Regions from separate parts of the Homo sapiens genome. Here region 1 is linked to region 2. A link is an interaction called in ENCODE POLR2A ChIA-PET data of the cell type or tissue named here. Cell type or tissue: MCF 10A. All regions are shown on one strand. Each heading gives the region's core, and the rest is flanking DNA. Links, peaks and the distances in the headings are about the cores only.

Region 1 (9,269 bases), core at 836-8,835, 1.1 Mb before region 2:
CATATTTAATCAATTAACCAATTTGGAGCATAAACCAAGTCAAAGGATATCAAATCAAATGGTTAAGAAAAAAAGGACTGAAGTCTAGAAACTAACATTTATTGAGTGCCTACTGTGTGCCAAGAATTTTTATAGGGTAGTGTTCATGTTGTCAGTGTATTGTCAGATATTTTTACATAATATAAAACCTCAGAATAACCCCGTTGTGCAGGTATGATTTCTACTTATAGATGAGAGAAATGAGGTTCAGAGGGTTTTAGGTGATTTGCCCCAAGTCCAAAAGCTACTTAGAGGCAGAGCTGGGATTGTGCTGCAGATTTTGTGTTTCCAAATCTGGGAGTCTTTCTGCCTCTCTACAGCTGTGTGTCCTTATAAAAAGGATATAGTTCCCAGCCTGGGGAAGAGAGGGAAGGCTCGTTCTTGGCCAAGTTTCATTTAATTTTCCATCAGTAGGTGTCAACTGTGAACTAGTCAGAAATGCTAAAATAACAGCTTAAAAACATAGGAACAGAAATGGAAATGTAATTTTAGCGTGCTTTACCAGCCCCTCCTGAAGATAAGTGCTGCTTATGGAGTATCTGTTACAGAAATGTAACACTTAAGGACTAAACTCACAGGAGTTGCTGGCGATGTGCAATTTAGCAACTTGGGCTGTTAAAGAAGGGAGGAAAAAAAAAAGAACCAACTCCACAAGCAGAAAATTGAAAACAAAAGGAAATGGAGAAAAAAAGCAACATAGCATTTCTGCCTCTGGTTGTAGTTCCTCCTAATGGCCTGGGAAATAGCTTGTTGGATAAAAAAGGCTTGCCTAGGAGAAACATTAACTCAGAGATGGCGCACTTGATAGAAGGGAGGCTGGATTTAGCCAATCAGGCATCAAGGCCTTTGACTGGTAAATTAGCAAGTACCTTTCAGCCCCTGTGATTAGCCAGGTGTGGAGCCAGGCCCAGTGGGACTCCAGGATGAGGGACAGTGGCTGGCATTCTTCCCTCAAGGGATTTGCTGCTTGAATTGGGGTGCAACATCTCCTGGAAGCGATGAACTGATAATGCAAATACAGGACAAGAAACAGGGACGTGTGCAACAGGGACCTCACACTGCTGCTGACGGAGGGAGGGGTACAGCTCTAGCGTGGGAGGGCGCGGGAAGGTGACTTGGAGAGGGAGCGTGGGGCCACAGCTTAGGAGTGAGGATTGGCATTCCAGTCTCAGCTCTCACCCTAATTTATGGTGTGAATTGGGACAAACCATTTCACCTTTCTGAGTCTCGGGTTCTTCACACGTGGAACAGTGGAAGCTTTATCAGAAGGTTTCTAAGGCCTTTCCAGGCTCTGACACCTATGATTTTATGAATTAGAATTTGCATTAAGGTTCTTCAGTCGCCAGTGACAGAAATCCAGTTGCAACCAGTTTAATTTTAAAAGTGGCATTTATTGGTTTAGGTAATTGTGAAGCCCAGAGGTAATTCTAGGTTCAGGCATGGCTGGGTCCAGGGCCTCCCAAAGGATTCCTTGAGCTGTCTCCCCTGGTTCTGCCTTCTTCTCTCTGTGCTTGCCTATCATTCCATTGTAAAGGGATAATCTTATTTAATAGTTCCAGTGGACTAGCCCCTAGGAGCTCAGCCCCATCCAAACCACAAGGGATAGATTTCTTCCAGAAGAGAAGGCCTCAGGCACCAGCTGAAAGGGGACAGGATTGATTTCAGGCAAAAATGACAGATGCTCTCCATATGGCCCTTGAATATATTTCAGGTCAGATAGAACAAGTAGGGGAGGGGAGGAGCATTCCAAGATCTACAGGATCAGAGTTGTGCCTTAGGCCTGGTCAGAACATTTGTGGGGCCCAGGGTAAGAGTACAAATGGAGGCCACAGACCATATGTCTCAATATTAAAAAGCCGTAACTCACACTAACAATCTGTTAAATAGCATAGGTTTATCTGCTTATCTGGACACATGTGCCTTCATAATGACCTGGAAGGTGGGTTTCAATTTAGAATTTTCAGAATCCTTGGAATTTTGCACCAGCATGAGATGGAGCAGAGAGAGGCTGCAGCGCATCCCTTCTCTTCCCACCCCTGACTGCATCCACACCGTGTGGACACCTCAGCCCACATCCAAGCACTGAACACAGTTCCAGTAAACAGCTGGCCAGGGTGTGCATGGGAACCCTCTGTTCACCCTCAGCAGGGCCAGCCGGGAGGAGGTTGATGAGGGCTCTGGGAGGGGGCTGGGTCCAGCTGAGCAGTGAATCCCAGATACTGGAGCATGGTCTTCGGGTGAGGGGGTCAGTAGACTTTGGGTTTAGCCCTACAGATGCTTGTTGCAAGGTGAGGGGCACGGCTAGAGGGGGGGTCAGAATGGGGCTATTTATAGACTGGGTCCAGAGCAGGAGCCCGCTTGCCTGAGTGAGCATGGCCCAGGTGGTGTCACAAAGAAGAGGGCTGGGAAATAAAACTGAAAAATAACGTTTGGGCTTAAATGAAGGAGAAATTGGACTTTAGGCTATGAGACTGGACTTGTTCCTATGGGCAATGAGAAGCCTTGAGGGGCGGGTCTCAGCAGGTGACTGTACCCATGTCCAGAGTGGCCCCCATGGTCCTGCATTTGGGACTGCTGCCCTCCCTCATGCCCTCTGGTACTTACAGGAGCTCCTTGGAATTAGGGCTTTTTGAGATTTAGCTTTGATGTGAGGGCAAGTCTTTCAGGGGAACCTTTCCCTGGATTCCAACTCCTGCCTCACACTCTTCCTCTCAGAGCCGCTTGGGTTCCCTTCATCACAGAGCATCATATAGTCCTGCAGTGGCTGGCTCAGTGCTGCCTCCCGTGAGCCGATCTCATTCCTCTAGTGTAGGGACTTCTACAATCAGGTCCCCCAAAAGTGTTGTTGGAAGGAAGGGGATTAATGCACGTGATTAACCCAAAGGAGGTGAGGTTAGGAGAAAGCTTTTGTAGACAGTATTTTGCTTACTTAAGCCCTCAGCGATGTCTCTCCTTCAAAAATATACCTAGAACTCGACCCCTTCCACCAGCTCTATGGTGACCGGCCTGGGCCAGCAGCTGCTGTTACTGCTGACCTGGACAACTGCTGGCCTCTCCTTAGTGCTTCCCTCCCCGCAGTCTATTTCCAACCAGCAGCCTGTTAAACGTGAGAGTGCATCATCTGCGACCGCCTTCATCTCACTCAGAGTAAATGCCGAAGTTCTCGCCAAGGTCTGCAAGGAGCTAATGAACAGCCAGATCTCCTGGGGACCTTGAAAAATGCAGATTCCCATTCAGAAGCCCTGGGGTGGGCCTGAGAATGTGCATTTCTAACAAGCCTCCGGGTGCTGTGGGGTTGCGGGGGGTGGGGGCACGCTGTGAGTGGTGAGACGGTGAGACCCTGCAGGATGTTCACTGTCCCCCTCTTCTGACCTTATCTACCACCCTCACCCTCATGGTAGGGTGACCAGCTGTCCCTGTTTGCCTGGGGAGTGTCTTGGTTTTAACACTGAAGGTCCCATATCCCGGGAATCCCCTCAGTCCCAGGCATACTGTTGCTGTCCCCTGCTCTGTGCCTCCGCTCAGCCTCACTTCCTTCAGGTCCTTTCCTGCCTCTCGGGGGGACTTGTATTCACCGCTGCCTCTTGCCCACGCTGATGTTCTCTACTCCTCTGCCCTGCTTAATTTTTCTCCTTAGCAGTTATCACCCACTAGCATACTATCTATTTTATGCATTTATCTTATTTGTTGTCTGTTTCTGTCCACCGGACAGTAAGCTCCACAAGAAGTGGAATATTTTCTCCCCTTTGTCACTGAAGGACTCCGGTGCCTACAACACTGCCAGGCATGTGGTGAAGGCTCAGGAAAGATGGTTGCATGATGAACTGAATGCTCCAAACCAGGGCTTCTCAGACTTCAGTGTGCACCTGGAGACTGTTAAACTGCAGATTCTGATTCAGGGGTCTGGAGTAGGGCCTGAGAATCTGCATTTATTCCACAGATGGAGGCTCTACTTGGTGGTCCGTTTTCTTCTCCTCATTTATCCCCTCCCCTCCCTGGGAAGGAGGCAAGTTTGGACTTGGAGATGGGGCAGGGGCTCCTTAGAAGTGTGAGGAGCAGGTGGGCCATCTAGTCCCTGTGAGGAGGGGCATTCAGCACTGGTGTAGCTGGGTGGACAACCAGCTGGCCCGTCAGACTGACGGACTCAAAGATGAAAATGGCCAGGACCAAACTTTCCCTGTTCTGTGCTGGCTTTCAGAAAGAGCTGCCCCCTCCCACTTTGCTTCATGGTCCCTACAGCTGGTTCCAACAAGCAAAAGATTTCTCTCCAGAGCCGGGCTCTGTTTGGCCTTGCACCTGCTGCCGGCAGCTGTTGCCGGGGCTCCCGTTAATGGCACAAATGGAGCCTCTAATGGATGGGACCTAAGCCCTGGCTGGCAGCGGGGCTGGGAGGATGTGGGCTGTGTAGACGGATGGGAATTCTGCCAATGACTGGGATCCAGGCCGTGCTGTCAGTCAGATGAACGGCCAGACAGTGGCTAGCCAGACCCCTAGACAGCCACACAACCAACTCAGAAGACTTCACCCTTAACAGGCAGCTTTGGGGGACTCGGGGAAGTGTGGACAGGCTCTCAGCCCTCTGGGAGTTCACGTTTTAGTGGAGGTGAGAACACTTTGAGGTAGAAAAGACTTGAAGACGGAGCCAAGGACCCTGGGTAAAAACCTGGGCCCAAGTTGTGTGTGTGGAACCCACCAGAAGAACTGCAGGAATTCTGATAAACTGGAATATGTCTTTTCTCCTAAAGATTTTGATTAACTCTAATAGAGTGTTTTAAATTTAAAACTGAGATGCTGTCTGTCAACAAATAATGTACGTACTCATGAGAAAATTGTGACATGTAAAAGCTTTTTAATTTATGGAAGCAGAATAAAATCATGAGTGGCACTCACTGGCCATTATCTACTATTGCTAAAACTGCTTAAGGATTATAAGGGCTTGCGTTTGCTTGTGTTGCTAATTTTTGGATTTCTAGTTTTTATGTATTTATTTAGAGACAGAGTCTCGCTCTGTCATCCAGGCTGGAGTGCAATGGCATGATCTTGGCTCACTGCAGCCACCACCTCCTGGGTTCAAGCAATTCTGCTACCTCAGCCTTCCAAGTAGCTGGGATTACAGGCATGCGCCACTGTGCCCGGCTAATTTTTGTATTTTTAGTAGAGACAGGGTTTCACCGTGTTGGCCAGGCTGGTCTTGAATTCCTGACCTCAGGTGATCCACCTGCCTCGATCTCTCCAAGTGCTGGGATTACAGGTGTGAGCCACCGTGCCTGGCCTCTAATTTTAAAAAATATCAATATGCTAAAATACTTACCCGCAAGTTAATGACGCTGATGTTGATGCAAGTGCTGGTAATAGTGCCTTTTTTTCTTTTCTTTTTTAATCCTAAATGTGATAGTAAATAGTGACTTTTATTGAGAATATTTTATATGCCCAGCATGTAATCTCAATGCATCCTCATGACACCCTGTGAGATAGTGGTAGCCATTGACCATGGAGCTGCCCACGTGCTATTGGCCCTTCATCTGGTCACTGTGTCCTGATTCCCATAGAGGGGACTCCATCCTGCCCCACTGCCATTCCTTGTGCATCTGAGAGGTGACTCTACCGCAGTGCAGAGGTGTGACATGAACTCAGGCCTGGCCCATCAGAGCATTTCCTTGGCCATTGTGGTTGATTCAGGGATGGCCACGTGACCCAAAGAGAGCCAACGATGCTTGGGAAGGTCTTACTTTCCCCTGAAGGACGTGAAGCTGAGAAGATGTAGGACCAGGAGTTTCTGCCTCCAGCTTATGCCCTCCCGAGGAGAACCTGTCTGCAAGCTGTGGGTAGGGGACGCCTACCCAGGGCAGACAGTAGAGCTGGGCCTGGAGATGGAAAGCAGGGCCTGGCGACATGTGTGCTAGTTTTTGCTTGAACAAGTGTGAGCTATTTGTTTGTTTGTTCCTTGCACCTTGGTGTCTTAGTGATATGAAGGCAAGTACCTTTTATACTCCCACCTGCAGACAAGAAGGCCCTATCTAGAAAGAGGGGATGATAAGAGCTTGAACTGGCATCTACAGGGTGTCTTATCAGATCTGGGCAGAGCGAGAGGGTGGAAGGATGGATGATAATGCAGTTTCTGATGGGATGGCTGGGTGGATGGTGGAGCCCTTCCCTGAGAGAGCCTACGGAAGAAGAGCTGATTTAGAAGGAAGGTAATGAATTCAGTTTGTGCAATACCCAGGTGCGAATGCAGTCTGGAATTCTCGAGATTGGGTTGGAGATGGGGGTTTGGATGCAGAGCAAAACCAGCCAACCAACCAACCAAACAAACAACATCATCCTCAACAACAACAAATCAACCATCCTGAAGAGAGCTGTGTAGTAGGTGGCATTACCCCAGCTGATCCAGGTGTAGGGAAGTGGTCTGTTTCCTTGTGCAAGGGTTCTTTTGGGTCTCAGGTGCAGAGTGTTGAGTTATTTCTCAGGCCGTGACACCCCATAATTACTGGTTCCTATAAGACCCTATATGTTTGTTTACTTATTCCTTTATTCCCCATTGCCCTCTCCCATTCCTATTCCACCCCCATAGATCACTGTTCTAACATGTATTTTGTTTGTAAGTGTTCCTACAAAATGTGTTTTGTTGTTTTACCTGTGCGTATCTTTAATTGATATCAATGGACTGGTGCTATAGAGCTCATTCTGTATTTTATCTTTTTCGCACAGCACCATGTTCTTTATTTTTATTTATTTATTTAAGATGGAATCTCGCTCTGTTGCCAGGCTGGAGTGTAGTGGTGCGATCTCAGCACACTGCAACCTCCGCCTCCTGGGTTCAAGCCATTCTCCTGCCTCAGCCTCCCGAGTAGCTGGGACCACCACGTCCAGCTAAATTTTTTGTATTTTTAGTAGAGACAGGGTTTCACCATGTTGGCCAGGATGGTCTCGATCTCTTGACCTTGTGATCTGCCTGCCTCAGCCTCCCAAAGTGCTGGGATTACAGGCATGAGCCACCGCGCCCAGCTGAGAGCCAGAAGCAAACAGCAAGACTGCCCCGAAATTCCTGACCCATGGAAATGGAGATAATAGATGTTTGTTGTTTTAATCCACTAAATTTTGAGACAGTTTGTTATGCAGTAAGAGATAACTAATATTACGGGGGAGGGAAGTTGCTGGGCCATAGGGTGTGCCTGTACAAGTTTTGATCATGTGTGTGGTTTGGAGAATCAATATGGAAATCTGTAGCAAAGTTGCTTATTTATTTGGCCACTTCTGCATCTGGGTGGTGGGAAGGAGGTGATGGGTTCACCTCTGCATAAAGCCCTAGAAGGGTGTCAGACTCCATTAAATGCTATTGGGAAATGATTGTCTGGGCCAGTAGACAGCATTTCCAGAGAATTCCCAAAGGATTGTCCCATACCCCAAATCCCAGGGAGCTGTCCATTGTGAGTCAGAGTACCCTAGTCCTTGCTGGGGCCAGCAAGAGGCTGGGGCCCCCTGGTGTGAGCTGATTCCTGTCCTCTGGACTGGTAGCATGATATGCTGACATAAGTGCAGTGACATTTGGCCAGGCAATTGAAGAGCTTCAATCTGCAGATAGAAGTGATGGAAATTCATTTTCTCTTATTTTCCTAATCTTTGTCTGTAAAATAGATTCCTGCAGTGTCATTTCTCTGTTCATTCCAATCTTTGTTAAGGAAATGAAGTGCTGGAGTTGGATGTCTGTTCAGAGTGCTTTAGCAATCTCCAGGTACCTGACTACTTTAATGTCCCAGGCCGTTGGAAATTGAGCTGGTCTGGCCAGACATTTTTCCATTTCAAGTTGTGCTTCCTCTACAGGTTTTATTCACAAGGCACAACAGAGTTCCCACTGAAGGCAGAAGAGACAAGAATAGCCAACTCCCATATAATAGCAGTAATATCCTCCCATTGCAACACCCCCTAATGCTCCTCGGATTGTATAGTGCTTTGTGATAACAAAGCTAGTATGGGGCAGGACCAAGAATCTTACCGAAGTGACTTGCCCAAGGTCATCCCGCTAGCAAGTGCAGAGCTGGTATGACATCCCTGGGCTCCTGACCCACAGTGCTCTCTGCACTCTAACCCTGTAGCCAAAAGAGTGTGGACTTTGGGTTTACTGAATATGGGTTCTAACCTGGCTGTGCTTTTTGCCAGCAGTGTGACCTTGAGCAAGGCATTTACCTTGGTAGAACTTCAGTTTCCACATCTGAAAAGTGAAGTGAGAAAGAGGATTTCAAGAAATTCAGGAGAGTGGGAGAAGTAGGTTCAAGGAGTAGGTGGCTTGAGTGGGAGCTATAGAGGCAGGGAGGGGTTGGATCTGCAGGCCTTGTAAGGCACACAGAAGAGTTCGAACTTTATCCTAGGGCAATGGGGAGCCATAGAATACTGGGGAGCCAGGGGGTCAGATTTGACTCAGAAACTCGACATTCACTGCTGTGTGGGAGTTGGCGAGGGATGGCTCAGCCCTGTGCCAGGTCACATGGCTGGGTGAGTGTAGAGCAGGCTAGGTTTCAGCCCCTAGTTTCCCTCTTGAACTGGTGTCCTTGTCCAGTCCAGAAAGTAACCCACACAACTATATGTGACACACCTGCTTCTATTAGAAGCATTTGCTCAGACATCACCTCAAACCAAGGCAGATCTACCCCTAAGAGGGGTTCTGTGCCAGCTGTGAAGGCGCTGACCTTCCTCCACCTTGTCACATGTGTCATCCTCACCTCACCCCTAGGAGATGGAGGGATTATCTCCACTCTGTTCATGAACAGACAGACACAGAAGGTCAAGTCGCAGATCCAAAGCCACAGTAAGGGACCAGGTGGGGACTCTGACTGGTCCCTCTGAACCTCAAGTTTCTGTTCTTTCTCCCATCCTCCTGTGCCCTCCACCCATCCTTCCATCCATGTGCCTCACATATTCCTCAGCACTTCCTCATTGAACATAGAATCATCCTGTGACCCCTCAAACAAATACTTTACATTAATGTGCATAACAGCTTCATTCACAATAGCCAAAGGTGGAAACAGCCCGAGTGTCCGTCGGTGGATGGGTGGGTAAACAAAATATGGTCTATCCATACGAGCGAATATTATTCAATCACAAAAAGGATAAGATAAGTAGTGTTTGATAGCACAACAGGGTGACTACAGTTAACTATAATTAATTGAACATTTAAAAATAAAGGATTCCTTTCAAATGCTGAGAAAAGAAAATATCAAAAAGAAAAAATAACA
Region 2 (9,269 bases), core at 646-8,645:
CCCCAAAACAATGGGGAAAATGTTTCCAGGGCATGTCAGAGGTCTTCACAACAGCCCCTCCCATCACAGGCATGGAGGCTTAGAAAGAAAACATGGTTTCATGAGCCGGGCCCAGGGTCCTGGTGCTGTGTGCAGCCTAGGGACTTGGTGCCCTGCATCCCAGCCACTCCAGCTGTGACTAAAAGGATCCAAGGTACAGCTTGGGCCATGGCTTCAGAGGGTGCAAGTCCCAAGCCTTGGCAGCTTCCACGTGGTGTTGAGCCTGTGGGTGCACAGAAGTCAACAATTGAGGTTTGGGAACCTCCACCTAGATTTCAGAGGATGTATAGAAACGCCTGGATGTCCAAGTGGAAGTTTACTGTAGGGGCAGGGCCCTCATGGAGAACCTCTGCTAGGTCAATACAGAAGGGAAATGTGGGGTTGGAGCCCCCACACACAGTCCCTACTGGGGCACCACCTAGTGGAGCTGTGATAAGAGGTCCACCGTCCTCCAGACCCCAGAATGGTAGATCCACTGATAGCCTGCACCATGGGCTTGAAAAAGCCACAGACACTCAATGCCAGCCTGTGAAAGCAGCCAGGAGGGAGGCGTTACCCTGCAAAGCCACAGGAGTGGAGCTGCCCAAGACCATAGGAACCCACCTTTTGCATCAGCATGACCTGGATGTTAGACATGGAGTCAAAGGAGATCATTCTGGAGCTTTAAGATTTGACTGCCCTGCTGGATTTTGGACTTGCATGGGGCCTGTAGTCCCTTTGGTTTGGCCGATTTCTCCCATTTGGAATGGTTGTATTTACCCAATGCCTGTACTCCCATTGTATCTAGGAAGTAACTAATTTGCTTTTGATTTTACAGGCTCATAGGTGGAAGGGACTTGCCTTGTCTCAGATGAGACATTGGACTGTGGACTTCTGAATTAATGCTGAAATGAGTTAAGACTCTGGGGGACTGTTGGGAAGGCATGACTGGTTTTGAAATGTGAGGACTTGAGATTTAGGAGAAGCCAGGGGCAGAATGATATGGTTTGCGTCCCCAACCAAATCTCTTGTTGAATTGTAACTCCCACAATTCCCATGTGTTGTGGGAGGAACCCAGTGTGAGGTGATTGAATTATATGGGCGGGTCTTTCCTGCTCTGTTCTCGTGATAGTGAATAAGTCTCACGAGAGCTGATGGTTTTAAAAACGGAAGTTTCCCTACACAAGCTCTCTTTTTGCCTGCTGCTATTCATGTAAGATGCAGCTTGCTCCTCCTTGCCTTCCACCATGATTGTGAGGCCTCCCCAGCCATGTGAAACTGTAAGTCCCATTAAACCTCTTTCTTTTGTAGATTGCCCAGTCTTGGGTATGTCTTTATCAGCAGCATGAAAACAGACTAAATACACAAACCTGCACATGTACCCTGAACTTAAAAAACAAAAAAGAAAAGAATGTGTTCTCTATTTGTGTGTAAAAGTCTATTAGGGCAAACTTCATCTTTGTGTTGTTCAAATACTCTAAATTTTTGTTAATTTTTTAATCGCACAGATTAATAAGAGAAGAAAATTAAAATCTATTTTGACTGTGAATTTGTAAGTTTTTTCTTATAGTTCTGGCAATTTTTGCTTTACATATTTTAATGTTATTTTTATTAGGTTTATTTTGGTTTAGAATTGTTACATCTTCCTAGTGAAGAATGTCCTATCATTATGTAATGGAACTGTAAGTCTGAAGTTATCCTTTTTTCCTTAAATACTATTTTTCTTCTATTAATATCACCACATCATTTATGTTCTTTGGCTTAGTATTTGCCTGGTATATATCTTTCTAGCCTTTTACATTCAGCTTTTATGTATGCTTATATTTTAGTTATGTCTCTTGTAAAAAGCATATAAACTGAATTTTGCTTATTTAAAAAATAACTCCAAAAATCCTTGTCTTTTACCAGAAATTTTAGTTACTTTACATTTATTGTGACTGTTGGCATATTTTGATTTATTTTTGTTATCTTATTTTGTACTGTACACATTTGTCCCATTTTTTTCTCTTTTTCTTATTTGGTTTCTCTTTCCTTGTCATTTTTTTGGTGGAGGGAGGGTGATTGATTTGTTTTTCTCACTCAATTTTTTACCTCTGTTATTATAGTAGCTACCCTAGAAAGTTCAACAAGTATGTTTAATAGTGTCTAAAGCTAATTAGTATCCTTACCCCTTTTCTGAAAAATTCATGGATTTTTAAATACTTAACTCTGATTACACCTCCCAACTTGCAAGTTACTGGGATCTACTTTTTATCCTATTTTTCCTTTAGCCAAAAAATAGACATTATGTCTTATTTTATACAATCATTGCATATTTAGATATGACCATACATGTTCACCAATTTCTTGCCTCTTAATTCCTCTTTGTATATCATATCTGAGATCTGGGATCACGTCTGAGATCACATTCCTTCTATAGGAAGTATATTATTTTAGAATTTCCTTAAGTGAAGATTTGCTGGTTTCAACTTCTTCATTTTTTTGTCTAAAAATGACTTTATTTTGGCCTCCCATTTAAAAGATATTTTTGCTGACTATTGTATACTCAGTATTGTGTATAAAACTGTATTTTAGACTGTTATTTTCTTTCAACAATTTTTCTATTATCTTCTGGTTTTTATTCCCCTTGCAAGGGTAATTGTTTTGTAGGTAATTCATCTTTTTCTGGCTGCTTTTGTAATCTTTTCTTTGTCTTTGGTGTTCTGCATTTTTCCAATGATATGTCTAGGGGTAAATTTCTTATCCTGCTTGAAATTCAGAGCATCCTAGTTCTAAAGTTTACTGTCTTTCAACAATTCTGGAGAATTCTCAGCTATGATTTTTCTATCTTCTCTTCTGAAACTCTGATTAGAGATTACTCATCTTCCATGTTGCTTAACTTTCCTTTCATACTTTCTGTTGTCTTTTCTCTCTGGGATACATTCTAGGTAATTACTTCGGATCTATCATCTAGTTCATAATTCTCTCTTCAGCTGCTTCTAGTATATCACCCATCTACTCAAATTTTAGATTTCAATTGCTGTTTCTTATTCCTGAAAGTTTTATTTGGTTCTTTTATAATTCATCTTGGTTCTTCCTTTGATATTCTATTTTCTTTTTTCCCTTTTCAAAGTACTTATGTTCTTTTATCTCTTTCTTCGCTTATTTTCAAGTATCTCTTTCATTTCTATAAATGTATTAAACATACTTCCTTAATACTCTGTATCCATTAATTCTGATATGAAAGTCTTTTCTGGACTAATTCTGCTGTCTGTTTTTTCTGCTGGCTCTTGCTCATGGTGTAATTTTTCATGCCTATTTTTTGATTTTTGACTGTGAGCAGAAATTCATTGGAATTTTATCTGTGGGGATTCTTTGAGCCTAGGGTTGAAGTTGTGTTCCTCTGGATACTTTACATTTGCTTCTGCCAGCAATTCAAACCTAAGACTGCTTTAAATTCAATTCTCTGTTTAAGGTATTTCAGACCATATAAGCAGAATGAATTTGGGCTGCAGACCTACAGGGCCAGCCTGCAATTATAATTTCACAAAGAATACTTTTTCTTTCCACCCAGTGTCCAGTCTTGTCAGGCAAGGGCAAGTGTGCCTGCTGTCCCCTCCTTCCTGGACATTAGACATTTACCTTTACATTAGAGACACAGCCCTTTTGAGTCCCAGCTCTATGTGAGGGTCTCTATTAGATTTATCAGCCTGAGTGGAATTAACATTTTACCTCCCATACCATACCCAGCTTTCAAAAACTGAAGTTCAAGGCCATTGTTTTTGGCATATACCTTCAAGGTGAACTGGCTTTTCTGCTAGCTTACTTATCTGCCTTCCCTGTTATTGTTATGACTGTCGTTGTTATTTGTCTTCTTTTTCTTTTGTTTCTGTGCATTCATTATTTTCTTATCTGCTCAGCTCTTCATTTAAAATCTTTTTTTTTGTTCAAAACCATTTATCCAGTTGTCTTTTTTTCTTAACTGTTTTCTTCTTCTAGGATATAATTCAATGTGTCCAATTCACCAAACTCCCTGAAACAAAGTCTGGAAACATTTTTGGATTGGGCATAGTTGTCCCCAGATGGATTCATGATTCACATTATCTTCACCACCTAGGTCCCACAATCACCGCAGTGACTTTATCGCATTGCTTTCATGCCTCCCTCAGCTTTACTAACACCAGACCCTGTGGATGACAAGTGACTTTTATCTTGTCTTTGAGGAGCCCAGGAACTGCACTAAAATTGCAGAAATAACAAAGTTCTTCAGAACATCTTGTAATAGTGATCATGATAGCTAACTTTTAGTGGGCACTTCTGAATGCCAGGCATTATGCTAAATGTTTTGTGTGCATTATCCCATTTCATCACCACAACTGCACTATGAGGTAACACAATTATTATACCCATTTAAAATATAAAGAAACTGAAGTACAAGTGGTTACATAAATCACCCAATGTCACCAGCCAGGCAGGGCTGAAGTTTGAACCTCAGTCTGTCTGACTCAGAACCAGAGCTCTTAAACACTGGCTAAACTGTATGAGTAATGGCTCTTTGGCCACAATGATCAACAACTCACAAAGTGGGTGAGACTAGTATGGGGGGGAGGGGTGGCTGCAATGGAGCCAAAAGCCCATTGATCCCAGAGCACCTTCAGCCTTCAGAAGTCTTTAAAACTAGAGATGTATTCTTTTAGAGTAAGGCATTGTGTCTTCAACCTTTTACTTCCAGAATTGGCAGCACAGAATGATTATTAAAGGAAGACAGAAAAAAGACTATTAGGTATGTGCCTTTGCTATGTACCAGATACTGAGCCAGGTGCCTCTACATCAACCCTGTGAAAAGAATATTCTTACCACATTTTGCAGATGGAACAATTGCAGCTCTCAGAAGTTAAATGTCTTACGATGAGTGGGCCCAAGATTCAGATCCAGAACTTATTTTAAGCCCATGGTCTGTCTTCTACACAATACCGAAGATATTGAGGCAAAGGAATGAGATGTTAGCCACAAAGGTATGAGGATGAAAAGAGAATCAGAGAGACCAGGCAACCATCAATTAGGGGTTTGAGGTCAGCCATTGCCCCCAGACTACATATTGACAAGGAAAGGAAGGACACTTTTGCTAAGGACTGATCTTCCCCAGAGGAACTGCTTGGCTGGAGCCTGTTCAGCCTTGGTGTCCCTGGGAGAGGAGAGAGGCAGTCCTGCCCACAAAAGCAAGTGGGTGCTCTCTGGGACACCCACAGGTGCCCTCAGCCTCAACGGGATATCCAGGTGGTGTCAAGCGCTCCCAGGGAAGCATGGATTCTGTCCTCACTCTCAAGTCACTCGTAGTCCATGAGCAGCTGGACAGAGGCCAGGAAAGGCATCTACAGGGGCAGGAATCTGCAGAGATTCAGCACATACCATTCAAGGGCTGGACAGGCAGCAGTCGGATGCTGTTTGGCACAGCTGAGACAAAAGCTTCACGGAAAAGGGCCATTTCATTGTAGTTTAAATTATTTTTTATTTTAATATGCAAGGAAGAATACAGAATGGGACCAGGCACGGTGGCTCATGCCTGTAATTCCAGCACTTTGGGAGCCCAGGCTGGCAGATCACTTGAGGTCAGGAGTTTAAGACTAGCCTGGCCAACACAGTGAAACCTGTCTCTACTAAAAATACAAAAATTAGCCCAGCATGGTGGTGGTCGCCTGTAATCCCAGCTACTCAGGAGGCTGAGGCATGAGAATCACTTGAACCCAGGAGGCAGAGATCACAGTGAGCCAAGATTGCGCCATTGCACTCCAGCCTGGGTGACAGAGCAAGACCCTGTCTCATAAAAAAAGAAAAAAGAAAGAATACAGAATGGGAGGAATGACTACTCTGACAAATGGTAACAAAAATAATGCTAACCTTTAAAGAGCCAGTGTGCGCCAGGCATGATGGTAAGCATTTTACATGAAGAGGATATTCCACATTTTGAAATCCCTACAGCCAGTGCTTAGAGCTGATATGAAGGAGAGACCAGATTACATGGTAATTTCTAAAGCCTGAATTTTAATTCCAGCTGCAGCATTAATAACTGTGTGACATCAGGCAAGTAACTTAACCTCTCTTGGCCTCAGTTTCCGCATCTGTAAAATGGGTTTATACTATATCTGCCTCTCTCGGTTATTTTAAAGATTAAATAATTCATGTGTAGAATTTCCACAAATCAAGCATTACAAAAAATACTTGTTATTGGTAATATTGGTTATAATAGTAATTAATATTACAATAACTTTTATATCTAGGAATCTGTGTCGACAAATTTGGGCAAAAAGGAAATATTTTATTTACCAGCCTGGGTGGAAGATTACTGTGCCTATTTTCCATAATTTAGCTTAAATGCTAAGTCTATACACCCTCTTCCCTTCTGCCAAGCTGGAAGATGTTTTAACCCCAGCCATTACTGGGGTCTCACTTCCTCCTCCCATGGGGCCTGAGGCACTGGGCATGGTGGGAGGAGGCTCTGGTCATCTGCCCACATAGACTTCCTCTGAGATGTATCTAGAAGCCTTCGCTGCTAGGACCCGCAAGGTTGGAACTCCCTAGCATCCCATGTACCCTGAAGTCAATCCTCCCCAGGGTGCGACACTGCCCAGAAGTAGGCCTGGCTAGGACACAAGAGCCTTTCTCATAACCAGCCTCCAATGCCAAGGAATTCTTCCCAGCCTCTTCTCCTGAGACACCAACTTGACTCTCAACCTCCCTTCCTTTCACCTCCCCCTCAGGCCCTCTGACCTTCTGCAGACTTGGCTTTGCATAGCAGAAGCCTTATAGAGATTTCTTTTTCCCACCTGGCCACGTAGCTCCCAGGAGGCATTGAAGTGCACAGTTACCTCCCTGCTTGACTGGGGGACAGGAAAGAGGGAAACCCAGCCAGGTACTGACACCATCTTCCCTCCTGTGGCCTCACCTGTTTGCAGAGCCTTTCTTCAGCTCCAGCTTGGCGGCTCCTCAGAATCAGCATTTCCAAGCTCAGCCTCATGATCACCCTAAAGCATTTTCCTCTTTAGACCCTATGGCTGCCATGCACCCTTGCCCAGCAGATAGAGATGCCGGCCACCTGAGAAGAAAATGATTAGAGTAGCCTTTCCCTGCAGGAAAGAGTAGGATTAGAGTAGCTCCCCAGCCACCCGCTAGGCTCAGGCCTCCCACTGCAGCCCTGGCCAGTCATGTTCAGCCCCTGATCTTTCTGCTTCCATGTGCCGCTTCTCACTTCCACCCACAGACCCTACCAAATTGTCCTACATTGGCTCTTAGCATTGAGTCTTCCTAGTCCACAGACTTCACCTGGTTCCTCAGCTACCTACTGAAGACCCAAAACTGATTCTAAAGTTTATATGGAGAAGCAAAAGACTGAACAGCTATACAGTATTGGAGGAGAGCAAAAGTGAGAGAACTTAAACTTACTGACTTCAATTCTTACTATAAAGCTACAGTAATTGCAGTAGTGTGGTATTGATGAAATAACAGACAAACAGATCAATGGGACAAAATAGAAAAATAGATCCACATAAATACAGTCAACTGATCTTTGACAAAGGAGCAAAGAAGCTATACAATCAAGAAAATATGTCTTTACAACAAATTGTGTTGGAACAACTGGGTATCCACATGCAGAAATATGAATGTAGACACAGAGCTTCCATCCCTAAGAAAAATTAACTCAAAGTAGATCATAGACCCAAATGTAAGGTGCAAAGTTGTAAAACTCTCAGGAGATAACACAGGAAAAAATCCAGATAACCTTGGGTTTCATGATGACTTTTTAGTTATAATACCAAAGGCACAATCCATGAAAGAAATAATTGATGAGCTGGGCTTCATTAAAATTTCTGCTCTGCCAAAGAAGACACAGTCAAGAGAACAAGGAAACCAGCCACAAACTGGGAGAAAATATTTGCAAAGGACAGATCTGATAAAATACTGTTATCTAAAATACACAAAGAAATCTTAAAACTCAACAATCAGAAAATGAACAATCCAGTTAAAAACTAGGCAAAAGAGCTGAACAGACACTTTGCCAAAAAAGACATACAGATGAAAAACAAGCAAATGAAAAGATGTTCATATCATATGTCATTAGGGAATTGCAAATTAAAACAACAGTGAGATGCCACTACACATGTATTAGAATGGCAAAAATCTGCAACACTGACACCACTGAATGCTGATGAGGATATGGAGCAACAGGAACTCCCATTCATTGCTGGTTGGAATGCAAATTAGTAAAGCCACTTTGGAATACTGTTGCAGTTTCTTATAAAACTAAACATACCCTTACTATATGATCCATCAGTCGTAGTCCTTGGCATTTATTCAAATGAATTGAAATTTTATGTGCACATGAAAACACAGATGTTTATAGCAGCTTTATTCATAATTGTCAAAACTCTTAGAAGCAACCAAGATGTCCTTCAGTAGGTGAATGGATAAATAAACTGGCACATCCAGACAATGGACTATAATTTAGTGCTTTAAAAAGTGAACTTTTTACTTGAAAAGTACATGGAGTGGCCTTAAGTTCATACACACACACACACACACACACACACACACACACACATATATATATATATTTTCGAGATGGAGTTTTGCTCTTGTCACCCAGCCTGGAGTGCAGTGGCACAATCTCGGCTCACTGCAACCTCCACCTCCTAGGTTCAAGTAATTCTCCTGCCTCAGCCTTCTAAGTAGCTGGGATTACAGGTGCCCACCACCACGCCCAGCTAATTTTTGTATTTTTAGTAGAGACGAGGTTTCACCATGTTAGCCACACTGGTCTCAAACTCCTGACCTCAGGTGATCCATGCACCTCGGCCTCCCAAACTGCTGGGATTAGAGGCGTGAGCCACCACCCCCAGCCTAGTGCATGTTACTAAGTGAGAAAAGTCAATCTGAAAAGGCTACAGACTGCATGATTTTATAGATGACATTCTGGAGAAGGCAAAACCATGGAGACAGTAAAATGATCAGTGGTTGTTAGGAGGGTAAGAAGGGAAGGAAGGATGACTAGACAGAGCACGAAGGATTTTGAGGATGGTGAACTATCCTATATGATGCTATAATGGTGGATACATGTCATTATCTATTTGTCAAACCCCAGAGAATGTACAGCACCAAGAATGAGCCCTGATGTAAACTATGGACTTTGGGTGAAAATGGCATGTCACTGTAGGTTCATAGATTATAACAGAGATCTCTGTAGTGGGGGATGTTTTTAGTTGGGGGGCTGTACATGT

What was found. Peaks named below come from ENCODE experiments on the same cell type or tissue, not always from the same donor. Only the 100,000 strongest peaks of a DNase experiment are listed, where the experiment ranks them.
Region 1: POLR2A ChIA-PET joins it to region 2 with 5 read pairs; 2 of 35 experiments call an interaction of 5 or more read pairs at or near these places.

Annotation. Positions count from the first base shown.
Region 1 is chr15:69,536,402-69,545,670 of GRCh38, forward strand. No RefSeq gene overlaps it. Among named protein-coding and RNA genes, the nearest start is that of DRAIC, 21 kb to the right of the region's middle. In MCF 10A, for the core only: no CTCF peak of the experiment used is centred there; no DNase peak of the experiment used is centred there.
Region 2 is chr15:70,592,067-70,601,335 of GRCh38, forward strand. No RefSeq gene overlaps it. Among named protein-coding and RNA genes, the nearest start is that of LINC02204, 10 kb to the left of the region's middle. In MCF 10A, for the core only: no CTCF peak of the experiment used is centred there; DNase peaks (open chromatin) are centred at 4,525 and 5,345.